Linked DNA regions of Homo sapiens: regions 1, 2 and 4 are each linked to region 3. The links are chromatin contacts, found by Hi-C or POLR2A ChIA-PET in ENCODE. All regions are on one chromosome and are shown on one strand. Each heading gives the region's core, a stretch centred on a gene start or an enhancer-like site at or near the end of the contact. The rest is flanking DNA. Distances are from core to core; before and after follow the strand shown. Region 1 holds the start of DISC1-IT1 (DISC1 intronic transcript 1). Region 2 holds the start of DISC2 (disrupted in schizophrenia 2). Region 3 holds the start of SIPA1L2 (signal induced proliferation associated 1 like 2). Region 4 overlaps DISC1 (DISC1 scaffold protein).

Evidence for each region. A loop is a pair of places that touch in the nucleus more often than their neighbours do. ChIA-PET counts read pairs that join two places held with the same protein, here RNA polymerase II (POLR2A). Pooled maps may share reads with other maps.
Region 1: a loop to region 3 is called in a map of endothelial cell of umbilical vein, with 7 times the contacts of the local background. The contact joins the promoter of DISC1-IT1 here to the promoter of SIPA1L2 in region 3. A Hi-C loop is called at or near these places in 8 of 168 maps with a recorded cell type or tissue (Right ventricle myocardium inferior, cardiac septum, endothelial cell of umbilical vein and 3 more) and 12 of 50 pooled maps. POLR2A ChIA-PET finds 5 or more read pairs at or near these places in 2 of 52 experiments (MCF 10A and activated naive CD4-positive, alpha-beta T cell).
Region 2: a pooled map shows a loop between it and region 3 (3-fold over the local background). The contact joins the promoter of DISC2 here to the promoter of SIPA1L2 in region 3. A Hi-C loop is called at or near these places in 1 of 168 maps with a recorded cell type or tissue (mammary epithelial cell) and 1 of 50 pooled maps. POLR2A ChIA-PET finds 5 or more read pairs at or near these places in 1 of 52 experiments (MCF 10A).
Region 4: a loop to region 3 is called in a map of endothelial cell of umbilical vein, with 7 times the contacts of the local background. The contact joins the enhancer-like site here to the promoter of SIPA1L2 in region 3. A Hi-C loop is called at or near these places in 4 of 168 maps with a recorded cell type or tissue (IMR-90, PC-3, endothelial cell of umbilical vein and 1 more) and 9 of 50 pooled maps.

Annotation. Positions count from the first base shown.
Region 1 is chr1:231,924,522-231,927,316 of GRCh38, forward strand. DISC1-IT1 (DISC1 intronic transcript 1) reads left to right here and starts at 1,313. Exons shown (of 4, transcript NR_126441.1): 1 at 1,313-1,429. All of the region lies in intron 9 of DISC1 (DISC1 scaffold protein), which reads left to right. The region is part of intron 12 of TSNAX-DISC1 (TSNAX-DISC1 readthrough (NMD candidate)); the gene reads left to right.
Region 2 is chr1:231,817,239-231,819,944 of GRCh38, forward strand. DISC2 (disrupted in schizophrenia 2) reads right to left here and starts at 1,279. Exons shown (of 1, transcript NR_002227.2): 1 at 1-1,279. DISC1 (DISC1 scaffold protein) reads left to right here. Exons shown (of 13, transcript NM_018662.3): 9 at 1,091-1,279. TSNAX-DISC1 (TSNAX-DISC1 readthrough (NMD candidate)) reads left to right here. Exons shown (of 16, transcript NR_028393.1): 12 at 1,091-1,279. All of the region lies in intron 2 of LOC105373170 (a long non-coding RNA gene), which reads right to left.
Region 3 is chr1:232,628,716-232,631,554 of GRCh38, forward strand. SIPA1L2 (signal induced proliferation associated 1 like 2) reads right to left here and starts at 1,418. Exons shown (of 23, transcript NM_020808.5): 1 at 1,154-1,418. It overlaps LOC124904551 (a long non-coding RNA gene), which reads left to right and starts at 1,867. Exons shown (of 2, transcript XR_007066943.1): 1 at 1,867-2,721. RefSeq lists silencers at 1,196-1,295, 1,356-1,835.
Region 4 is chr1:232,011,465-232,014,164 of GRCh38, forward strand. The region is part of intron 11 of DISC1 (DISC1 scaffold protein); the gene reads left to right. The region is part of intron 14 of TSNAX-DISC1 (TSNAX-DISC1 readthrough (NMD candidate)); the gene reads left to right. Among named protein-coding and RNA genes, the nearest start is that of DISC1-IT1, 87 kb to the left of the region's middle. Within about 2 kb of position 1,392, at least 11 of the 41 ENCODE cell types and tissues checked have a DNase peak (open chromatin) inside an H3K27ac peak, as active enhancers do; they include endothelial cell of umbilical vein, where a contact is called at or near this core.

The sequences.
Region 1 (2,795 bases), core at 63-2,562, 700 kb before region 3:
ATGTGAACAATTCAAGGCAAGAAAAGATCCGGTGATACTGAGAATCCTGATTCTCCTTTAGAGATAGGAGTTCTCTGGCTATTCTGAAGAGTGAAGTTACTGCCCATGATGTTGCAACATATGGACATTTGCAACAATTTTTTTTTTTTTTTTGAGATGGAGTCTCACTCTGTCGCCCAGGCTGGAGTGCAGTGGCATGATCTCTGCTCACTGCAACCTCCACCTCCCGGGTTCACGCCATTCTCCTGCCTCAGCCTCCTGAGTAGCTGGGATTACAGGCGCCTGCCACCATGCCTGGCTAATTTTTTGTATTTTTAGTAGAGACGGGGTTTCACCATGTTAGCCAGGCTGGTCTCGATCTCCTGACCTCGTGATCTGCCTGCCTTGGCCTCCCAAAGTGCTGGGATTACAGGCGTGAGTCACTGCGCCCGGCCTTTTTTTTTTTTTTTTTAAATGATTCTTTTGTTCCAGTTATTGACCTAGCACCAGCATTTGTCTTATGGATAAGGTGAGGGCAAAATTGCACTGGGTGTGGCAAGGTGATTCTGCACTTAGAGGTTCGTGTTTATGGTGCTACTGAGGGACTGAAGAATTCATCTGGAAACTTTTGGCTGCTCCCCTATCCTCTTCTTGCTAAATCAGAATGGCATACAGTTAAAAATACGGGCCCCAACCCGAACACAGGATTTCAAGGCTTGCTCACTGCTTGCATGATCTTAGAAAGTCACATCTGACTCCAAACCTTCGTTTCTTCATCTGAAAAACGGTGACGATGATGACAGAACTACCACCTGCATGGTGATGCTGTGCACTCAGGAAGGTTTTAGAACCACTAGAGTGGACTGGGGCTGGAATGGCTTCTGTCACAGAATTCAGAGTTCCCTTGTACTGCAGAGAGTCAAGTGCAGCTGAATGGCTGCTACCAGGGATATTACCCAGATGTTCACAGGTCATGAAAGTGTGGGACAAGATGACCTCAGAGCTTCCCCTCCACTGGTGACAACACATGTAACATGCCTCCTATTAAGCCTGTAATGGGGTAAATTGTATCCCCACCAATGATAAGTCCAAATCCTAACCCCTGATACCTGTGAATGTGACCATTCTTGGATTATAAGATCTTTGCAGATTTATGGATCTTGAGATAAGATCATCCTTGATTTAGGATGGGCCCTGAAATCCAATGATTAGTATTTTTTATGAGAAAGGAGTGGGAGATATGAGACACAGACACACAGAGGGGAATGACATATGAAGATGGAGGCGGAGACAGTAGTGAGGCATCTCAAGCCAAGGCATGCTACGGGTTGCTGACAACCACCAGAAGCTGGGAGAGAGGCACGGAAAAGATTCTCCCTCAGAGCCTCAGAAGGAACCCACTGGACTAACACCTTGACTTTGGATTTCTGGCTGCTGGGACAATGACGGAGTAAGTTTCTGTAGTTTTAAGCCACCCAGTTTTCGATACTTTGTCATAGCAGCATTAGGCAACTAATTCCATATCTCACCCATAATAAACACTCAGTGCTAGCAATTGGCTGCCACTGTGGTGATTATCAGCATGGAACTATGTGTTCCTGAAGAGAATTAGTTATTCCATTTCTATGAATATTTTCAACCCAAGATTGTTGCTCTCAGTTAACGTACTGAAAATGAACTTGGTGAAAAAGTAAAAGCTCTTCTACATATCCCATTTGTGGATAGACTTAAGAGAACAGAAAGCTTATTATGGAATAAGCAAATTAATACCTTTGGGATCAATAGAGTGTCTACAGTTCAAAACCCTATCAAAAGTGGGTTTACGTAAAAAAAACTAGTGTGTTATCCATGTGTAATATTTTGTATAATATACAAAATTCTGGAAAGGAAGACTCACAATGCCAGATCAAGTATTGCAACGTCAGTTATGGCAGGAACAAAGGCTCTTCCCAGAAGCCTGTCTTCATTGTGCATTCTTTCACCAGAACAACTTGCTGTACTTAAGGCACAGGACATTTGGATCTAGAGATGTAGCTGTTGTGACTCACCATTTCTATAAACTTGGTGACTGGTCCCAGGCTGTCATATCTGTACCTGATCCACTACAGGGATGAATTGACATTTTCAGTGGCTACTTTGAGTCCAGATATTAATAGATCAGCCTGAAAGGGAGGATGAGGCAGTAATAGCACTTTTACAAGCAATAGAAGACAAGCTCAGGGAACAAAAGAGAAGGGAAGCTCCTTGAATTTAAAGGCAAGGGCAGAGATTTATTCCTCCACTAAATCTAAGGACTAAAAGCTTAGGTGGAGAGAGGGCTCAAATGTGAATTCACTTCTCATGCTCCCTTTGTGACCTCCTTTAAGGAAGGCCAGATTTGAGGAATGAGATTTTCCCAAGGGGAGGAAGCATTGTCTTCATCACTTCATGTATTTTTCTCAGAAGGCTATTGGCCTCCTGGAATTTTTACTTAGAATTCCAGATAGTCCAATGATGCTTTCTAGGTACCGTGGCTTTCACTGTGGTGAGAGTTTTGGCTGCAGTGCTTTTCTGTAACCCACTCACAAAGCCTTTGGGGATGGTGATAGTATAGGGATTGTCCTTCCAACTAGTTGCTCTCCAACTAGAAAGGCGAATCCCTTTTTCTTTGAGTCACAGAGGATGGAGAGGCTCAGCATTCTCATTCCCTGTTTGGGTTTCCACCCCTGTGGCCATGCAATTTCCATTTATAGCCATGTATTGGCTTACAAGCCTAACACCAATCCTGACCCAAAGCATGAGGCACTCTCACACATTTCTAGGTTAAGAACACTAAA
Region 2 (2,706 bases), core at 29-2,528, 810 kb before region 3:
TGTGCCAGATTAATTTTTATATTTTTAGTAGAGATAGGGTTTCGCCATGTTGGCCAGGCTGGTCTTGAACACCTGACCTCAAGGGACCCACCACCTCGGCCTCCCAAAATGCTGGGATTACAGGTGTGAGCCACCATGCCCAGCTCACTCTTAGACGTTTTAGAATAAGCACATAAATTTCTACAAAAGAACCTCATAACATTTTGATTGGAATTATATTAAATCAATGAATCAATGTGGGGAAAATTGAAATCTTACCAATATTGAACTTCCAGTGTATGTATACAGTGTATCTTTTAAATTATTTGTCTTTAATTTGTCTCAGCAGTTTTTGAAAAATAGTTTTCACTGTAGAGCTCTTGCACATATTTAAAGAAAGTATCCCTCAGTATTATGAGATTTAAAATATTTTGTAAATTGTATTTTTTAAAAAATCATCTTCTAGTTTTTTGTTATTTAGACATAAGATTGATGTTTGTACATTGACCTTGTATCCTGCAATCTTGCTACATTTAATTTATCATATATTTTTCTCAGTGCTTTACAGAATTTCTTGTTTATTCTTGTAACTACCTATGAGTCAGGTGTTATTGCAATTATATTTTATAAGAAATTTGCCCCAGATGTGCTAATTTTCTTGCTCCAGGTCACACAGTTTGAGTAACAGGGGAGGAATTTAATTTAGGTCAACTCTGATTATATGGCCCAGTCCCCTTCCACACTGCTATAATATGTCATCTCTTTGACATTTGTATATTATTGGAATGGAGTGACACATTGTGGTTTCTCTGGATTCCACTGGGACATTTTTGGGTCATCATACTTTACGGGAGATGGCTTCACCAATGGAACTCCTAAAATGGACATAACAAGAATAAGGTGATAAAAAAGACGGTGATTTTTCCAGTTTAAGGAGAGCAATATTTTTCCAGGTTCTTTCCCCAGAGGACTGCTAAGGAAATTGTACATAATCTCAAAGTGCAGTTTCTTTGCCCATGCTGTGAATGTACATTAGCTGCTGCTAGATCTTCCATGTGTGTGGATGCTGTAAAGCTTGTTTTCCCTTCTTCTCTCCCACAACGTGCTGTAGGAAACCATTTCTGGACGGCTAAAGACCTCACCGAGGAGATTAGATCATTAACATCAGAGAGAGAAGGGCTGGAGGGACTCCTCAGCAAGCTGTTGGTGTTGAGTTCCAGGAATGTCAAAAAGCTGGGAAGTGTTAAAGAAGATTACAACAGACTGAGAAGAGAAGTGGAGCACCAGGAGACTGCCTATGGTAGGTAGTGCACAACTGTTCCCCGGCAAGATATTGATGATATTTGTTGTGTTTTGTGGCCAGGCAGAATGTTCTGTGCCTTATGTGAACGTCACTGTGAAGAGCGTCATGGAGCACATGGCCCTTTTCCTTGGGGACATTTTTGGCAGGTGCCTTGGCAAACCGAATGGAATTACTTGTCAGCTTTTGTTTTCATATTCACATGTGACATCTTTTCTTTTTCTGTTCCCTGTCTCAACCTGTGTTTGCTAATAGCCTTGTTATTATTTAGAGCAGTCTCTCCCTTGGCAAGGTCTTGAGCATTTTCTTTGTGTGACAATTATCTTCCTTTTGTCCCTTGGCTCCGTCTCCTTGTCTGCACAATCATAGACTAAATCAGGCTGATCTGAGAAAATTGAGGGAAGACCATAAAGTGGCTCTTCTATGTGTGGACTTTTCTGAGAGCTTCTTTCCCCAGGAAGGATGATGTAGAAGATGTGAATGCCGCCTTAGCCAAAGTGTCTGCTTGTCAGAGGAGTTCAAGTGTTCCTGTGTTCTTTCCTTTTCCAGTCGTTAGGAGTAACTGAGCTTACTCTGAGATTTGCACCCAGAGGGATGGTCTCAGAAGACGCTGGTTCAGTGCAAATTGAGATGGTAAAAACTTATTTCTTAAAAAATGGTTCCTAAATAAATGTCATTTACTAAAACAAATGAAAGAAATATATATATGAATAAATGGCTATATTTTACAAAGTATGCTTATTTAAGAAGAAATAAGAAAAAACGGGGCTGATAGGAACCAGATTTGAAATAGGGCTTTTGTAAATACTCCGTAAATTGAAGTAAATGAAGAGTAGTATTTATAAGCTAGATTGAGAAATATAAAATCAGCTAGCTGAAGTTAAGTGCATCAATTTGGGATGAATAAATTTTCTTTTAAAATGTCTATCAATTTGTGTAGAGAGAGGTTTCTTCATAGAGATATTAGAATCAAAGAGTATGTTCAGTAGTTATTCTGTCTTCTTTGTAATGAATACCCTTAAGTTGGCTTAACAGCTCAGTACTTATCTTTTTTTCTTTTCATTCTTAAAGGTCAAGCCTTGTTTTTGCCGTATATGTAACTAGAGACAGTACGTTTGAGGCTAAATAACTGTAGTACTAGGGAATGACAACACGCTCACCCAAGACACCGCAGCCTGGTTTACTCTGTCATGATAGGAATGAGGATTGTACATTTGAAATAGGTTTCTGCTATTGATTTTTTAAATGTATAAACGATGGAAACTACGGAATTTCTCATGTTTTCACCACATAGTTTTTTGTCATAAAATGAAGAATATATTATATCCAAGAATGAAGAGGAAGTGAACAAATTTGAGCAAATTTAGTCCAGCAATATTTTCATTTGAATAGTTGAGCCCCTGAAAGCCATTAATATCTCTTTTTAA
Region 3 (2,839 bases), core at 168-2,667:
AGAAAAATTACAACCTAGGCTGCACACAAACGCGACTCAAATGGGCAGTTTACTAAATGTCTGTCATAAGAAAGCCATCTAGTGTTAACGTTTAGAATGGAGACTGCAGACAAAAGAGGCAAAGAAAAGAAAAATCTGTGCGACTATTTTGAACTTACTGGGCAAAGACATGAGAATCACCAAGATTCTTTGAGGGTTTTTTTCCTTGTTTTTTTTAAAAAAAAGCCATCCTTGTCAAAACCCAGTCTCAATCTAACCAAAATCCAAAATGTCTACAATTTTGTTTTGACCAAAATCATGTTTTGGTGAGCACAATTCCGTAACCAATGCACTTGATTTTTTCCAATACTCAGGCCAGAGTCATCTTGGGCTGAATTAATTTAACTCAAGCAGGTTAATGATGACAAATATCTCCCACAGGGGTAATGCCAAGTTGTTCTCTCTTTCCGAGAAGCCTCGGCTCTCTCTTGCAGATGATGAGCCGAAATTGATTCTTTGGGTTTGCGGCACGGCTGAAAATTAATCTGTAGGTGTTCCCAGGGATATTCCCAGGACGTGGGCAAACTACCCTCACTGACACGGGAAGACCCGGAGAGGCCCAGGAGCTGGCAAAGTGGGAAGAAAGGTCGCGGTGAGTGAGAAGAGCGCTCGCCGGAGGCTCCCGGTCTTACAAAGAGGGATCCGTCCCGGTGAGGGCGCGCGCTCCGGGCGCACCCCCTCTAGAAGGGGAATTAGCCCCGCAGCAAGTTCGGCGTCAGCTGGCCAGGCGCGCCGGGGAAGCTGCGTCGGGCAACCGCGAGCCCTTCCAGAGAGCGTTAGTCAGAGCGAAGTTCTGGGCACCTGGAGAAGACCCTCCTCAGTGCCTGTGTCGCCGAGACGGGAATAACCTTTCAGCCGATCGATAACTTGGAGAGAACAGGCGGCGGCGGCTCCTCTTCCAGCCGGGGATCGGGAGCGCGGGCGCATCTGCGTCTACAAGCCGGACCCTGCGCCGCGACCCTCGCACCCCCGCGCCCCTCGCACCCCTCGCCGCCGTCAGCCCCCCAAAGCGCCCCGAAGGGCATCCCCTTCCCCTTCGGGACAGTCCCCGCCTGGCCGCAGGCATCCCGAACCGACCCTCGCCACGCTGCCCGTCGGATTCCCCGACACGAACCTTCGCAACGCCGTCCGCCGGAACCTGCTACAGCCTGTGCGCGCCGGGCGGCGCGTACCCGGGCTGCCGCCTCGCCGCCCGCCGCTGCCCGGGGCTGCCCATCGGCCCGGACTCTCCCCGCGCCGGGCTCCGGCGGAGGCGGCCCGGACCCGCTGGCTGCGGCTGGAGCTCTCGGCCTGCGCTCGGGCGGCCGGCGGGGGCGCGGTGCTCCTCCTCCGTCCTCCTCCTCCTCTCGCTCCGCCAGCTCCTCCCGGGCTCCCAGTCTGCCGCGCCGGCTCCCGATGCCACCGCCCGCCCGCCCAGCGGCACCGCCCCCCGCCCGCTCTGCGGGCTCCCATTGGTCGCTGCCTGCAGGCCCCCTCGGCCCCGCCCCACGATTGGGCGCGGACGCCGTCAGTCTCACCGTCCGCCCGGCTCCGGGCGCAGCCGGTGCGCTGTTCCCAGGCCCCGCGGCGCGCGGGAGCTGCGCGTCCAGGAGGGGCCCGGACGCCCTTCTTGGGGAGGGGGCTGCGGGGCGCATCATGAGCGGCGCTGGGCGAGCTCGAGGGCCGGGCAGCCTACCTGGACCCCGGCTTCTAGAGAGCCGTCGCCGTCCTTGTCGAGACTCGCTTTCGCCCCTCTGAGGAATAAGTTAAAAACCGCGAGTCTGGTTCTGAGCCGCCCCCTGGCGCAGGCGCGACCCCACCCGGCCCTCCCGTCTCCCAACTTGGGACAGACGCGGCGGCCGGGCGGTCGGATCCGTGAGCCTCGGCCGCTGGGGCTACATACACAGCCCAGGACGCCACAGAATCGCCGAGGCCCCGCGAACGCCCAAACGGCCGCAAGTCGAAGTGATCCCATCTGAAGAAGACAGCGCGAGGAAGCGAGACCCTGCTGTGTGCCGGCCCCCGGAGGGCGCCCCGGGCCCTGTGGGTCGGAGGGTGGGGAAGCACAGAGAAACACGCAGGCAGTAAAACGTTAGGAGGACAGGGGGTGCCAGCGTGCAGGAAATGCTGCTAAGAGACCTTTAGGAGCCAAGGGGAAAACGGAGAGATTGGCAGTTCCAGGCACCCACATCCCAGCGCGGTCCGCTCACCCCTTCCTCCCTGCCCTCCAGGCAGCGCTCAGCCCACGGTAGAAATGTCTTGCATCTTTTTTCCGACGAGGAAGAATTGAACTTTTTATACCCAACTTTTCTGCTTTCTTAGAAATGTTGACTCACCTGTGAGGAAGCATTATTTGAAACTATTATTGTAAATTGCTTGACATTTGAATTAGATGCTGAAAGATTAAAGGGTCTCAGAAGAATCTTTTAAGCTAGACTGGAATTGACTCTGCCTAAATGGACAGCAACAGTCATCTATACGCAGGAATAATAAAGCAGGTGGAGGCAGCCTCTAACTTACCTTCCAGCCACACCGTAGAATTTCCTGAGCAGGCTTTTTTGTCAGAGTTTTGAGCTGGGTTCCCTGAGACTGGATTGGGGCTTTCAGTTTCTCCCCTTCTAGAGTCAGACTTCTTCCTGAAGAAAAAGTGTTATCTCTACTTCCCTATCACAAACACTTCCTAGAACACAGCCCTGTTAAAAGGTAAATAGAGGCGGTCCTTCCCACACTATATTTCTCTGTGATCTGAAGCATGTACACATTATACAATCTTTCGTATCTTTTTAAATTATAGGTATAATCTGTGGGATTAGATATAACT
Region 4 (2,700 bases), core at 142-2,641, 620 kb before region 3:
GCAGTGCTGGATTTATTTTCACAGAGAGGGCAGCCGTTCTCTGAATTCATGAGTGCCATGGATTTTAAGACAATGTTTTCTGAGAACGGCAAAATTATGGGGCCAGAAAACAGATAAATTGTTGCCAGGAAAGGGGAAGGGACTCATTACAAGAGCAACAGGAAGGAATTTGGTGCGTGGAAGTTGGGGGCGGTTGATAGAAGTATTCTCTCTCTTGATTGTGGTGGTAGTTACGTGACTGTGTGTATGTCTAAATCCATAATTTTACATCAGAAAGAGTGAATTTTACTGTGTATGACTTTATAACAATTATTTTAAAAAGTTTTTTTAAATGTCTACCTATTTAAAAACCGGGCTATAGATGTTTGAGTCAGTGCTTTTGTCTCAGGGCTATCAAAACGCAGTGTGGCCTGCTGGAAAGAGCACAAGGCTTGAGTCTGAGTCTGCCGTGATCCTCAGTTAGGCCTCTTACAGGCCGCATCTCCACATCTGTTAAGAAAAACACCACCACGACATAAGAGGATAATGAAAACTATCTCATGAAGCTGTGATGAAGATTTAAATAAAAGGATGCATCACGAAGTGAGAGACGCATACCTAGTAGAGGCTAATTTGTGTTAACTTTTGTTTCTATCACTCTTTCTGGCAGTCACAAGCATCTCTAAAATGCTTTTTGCATGCATAATGCTAGCAACAGCTATTTGTTTGTATGACTCAGTCTCCAGGCTTAACTTTCCCTTTTGCATAAGGAGTTTGGGGGTGCTTGAGATTGTTACATTTTCCTTTACATGTATAATATACTCACTTTTTGTCAAGAAGTAGACATGAGCAATGAGTTAGTGGAAGATACCCAGTCAGAGAAAGGTTTAACGAAGGAAAACTCCCGTTTGTATTCGGGTCCAGGATTTTAGACTACAGAAGGTATGGGGAAATGATAACAAGGGCCTCATTAGGAAGGTGCTTTTGTTTTCCTGCCTGTGTTTTCCGGGAGCCATTGAAGTCTGGGTACTTTGCATTTATCCTGTGGCTAAAATGTCTATTCGCTTTGCAGCTCTGGGTTGGTTTTGCTTTAGAACTCCGTGCTGGGTCTGACCATCCTATACTGGTTTCTCTACTGAAGCTTGATGCCCTGAAGGCAGTCAATTTCTTTTTGACCCAAATCTTCCATGAAAAATTACTGACTTCTTATAGAGGTCCACAGGAAGATGAGTTTTCAAAGCCTTTCCCGTGCTTATCTGGCCAACGTGGTGATGTGCATTCTGGTGATACTTTGTTATCACAAGGGCTTTGTCGTTGATCGACACCTTCCTGGGTCTACGGTCCTTGCCAGGCTGCTGAGCACCATTCCCCCATTTTACAGCTGGGCCCATTAAGGTGAAGCAATTTGCTTTGGACTTTGTTACAGAGGAAGTCAGCAACAGGGCTCAGTGCCAATCTTAGCATGAACTTCCTCGAATTGTAAGAGCCCTTTTCTTTTCCAGTTTCATGACAGCTCTCCTCCAAGCCTTTCTGAGGACTCTGGAAACTATCAGCTGCTGTTGGCCCTGGTTCGTAGATGTTACAGAAATTGAATGGGGGCCAGACAGGAGCCAGGGAAATCAGTGAGCCAGGCTTCCTCCGCTGTGAAGTGGCTCTTTTGTACGGGCTGTTCTGGCCATAATACCTGCGTAATTTTTTTCTTTCCTGTCTGCAACCTAGCCTGCGGGGTGCTTTCTGTTTCCATTGCTTTTTCTACATAATGGGCTCCCTGGACAGTACCACTCTCCCAGACTTCTCATCCCAGCTGCTTCCTTTCTGAGCCAGTAGCTCTCACCAAAGAGGCCAAAAGAGGACCTGGCAATGTTGAGTCATTGCGTGCAGTATGTGAGTAGCCAGTGTGTGAACACAGCTGCAGTGAACGGAATTAGCAATAAGACACAACGCAACCAGGTAGCCTCATTTGTTCAGATTGAGGTCTTCAAAAAGCATTTTAAGTTTACGGGTGGAAAGGTGTGATACCTTTCCTCAGCCATCATTAAGGGCTAACACTCCTATAACAAAAACAAGTTAACGAGAAAAACATAACACATTTATTTAATCAGAGTTTTACATGGCACAGGAGGCTTCAGAAATGAAGACCCAAAGACCCAGGAAAAACTATTTTTATGCTCAGATTTAATGCAGAATAGTCAGCTATGAAGGAATGTGATTGGACAAAATGGGTATGATCTAATGGTTATAGACTGGGGGGTGAGCGGACCAGCAAGCCCTGTCTGTTCAGATTCTTCTTGGACGCTCTGCATAGTATTTATTCCTCTTGGGTATGGGGCCGGACTCCTCTAAATGGAGGGCCTTCAAGGGAGAAGGAAGAGAGTGACCTTTCTAGGTTTTATGTTTGCTTTGAGGGAGAGGAGTCCTAGTTTCTAAGACTGGCTTTGAGGAAGAGGAATTCTGGTTTCTATGGCTTGCATCCAGGGAGAAAAAGGAGTGTGAGAGGGGAGGGCAAGAGAAGGCAGAGAGATCTTGCTTCTGAGGCCTTCCAATCTCCTTTGGTTCAAAGTACTCAGGCATACCAAAGTGTCACACTTAGGGGTATCATACTGTGAGCCACAACATAAATATCTCCATTCCTTTTTACTCAATTTCACATAAAAAAAGCTGGAAAAGGTGATCCACAATGAAGATGTTTGTCCTCCTTGTCTTAAACTGATTTCTATATCT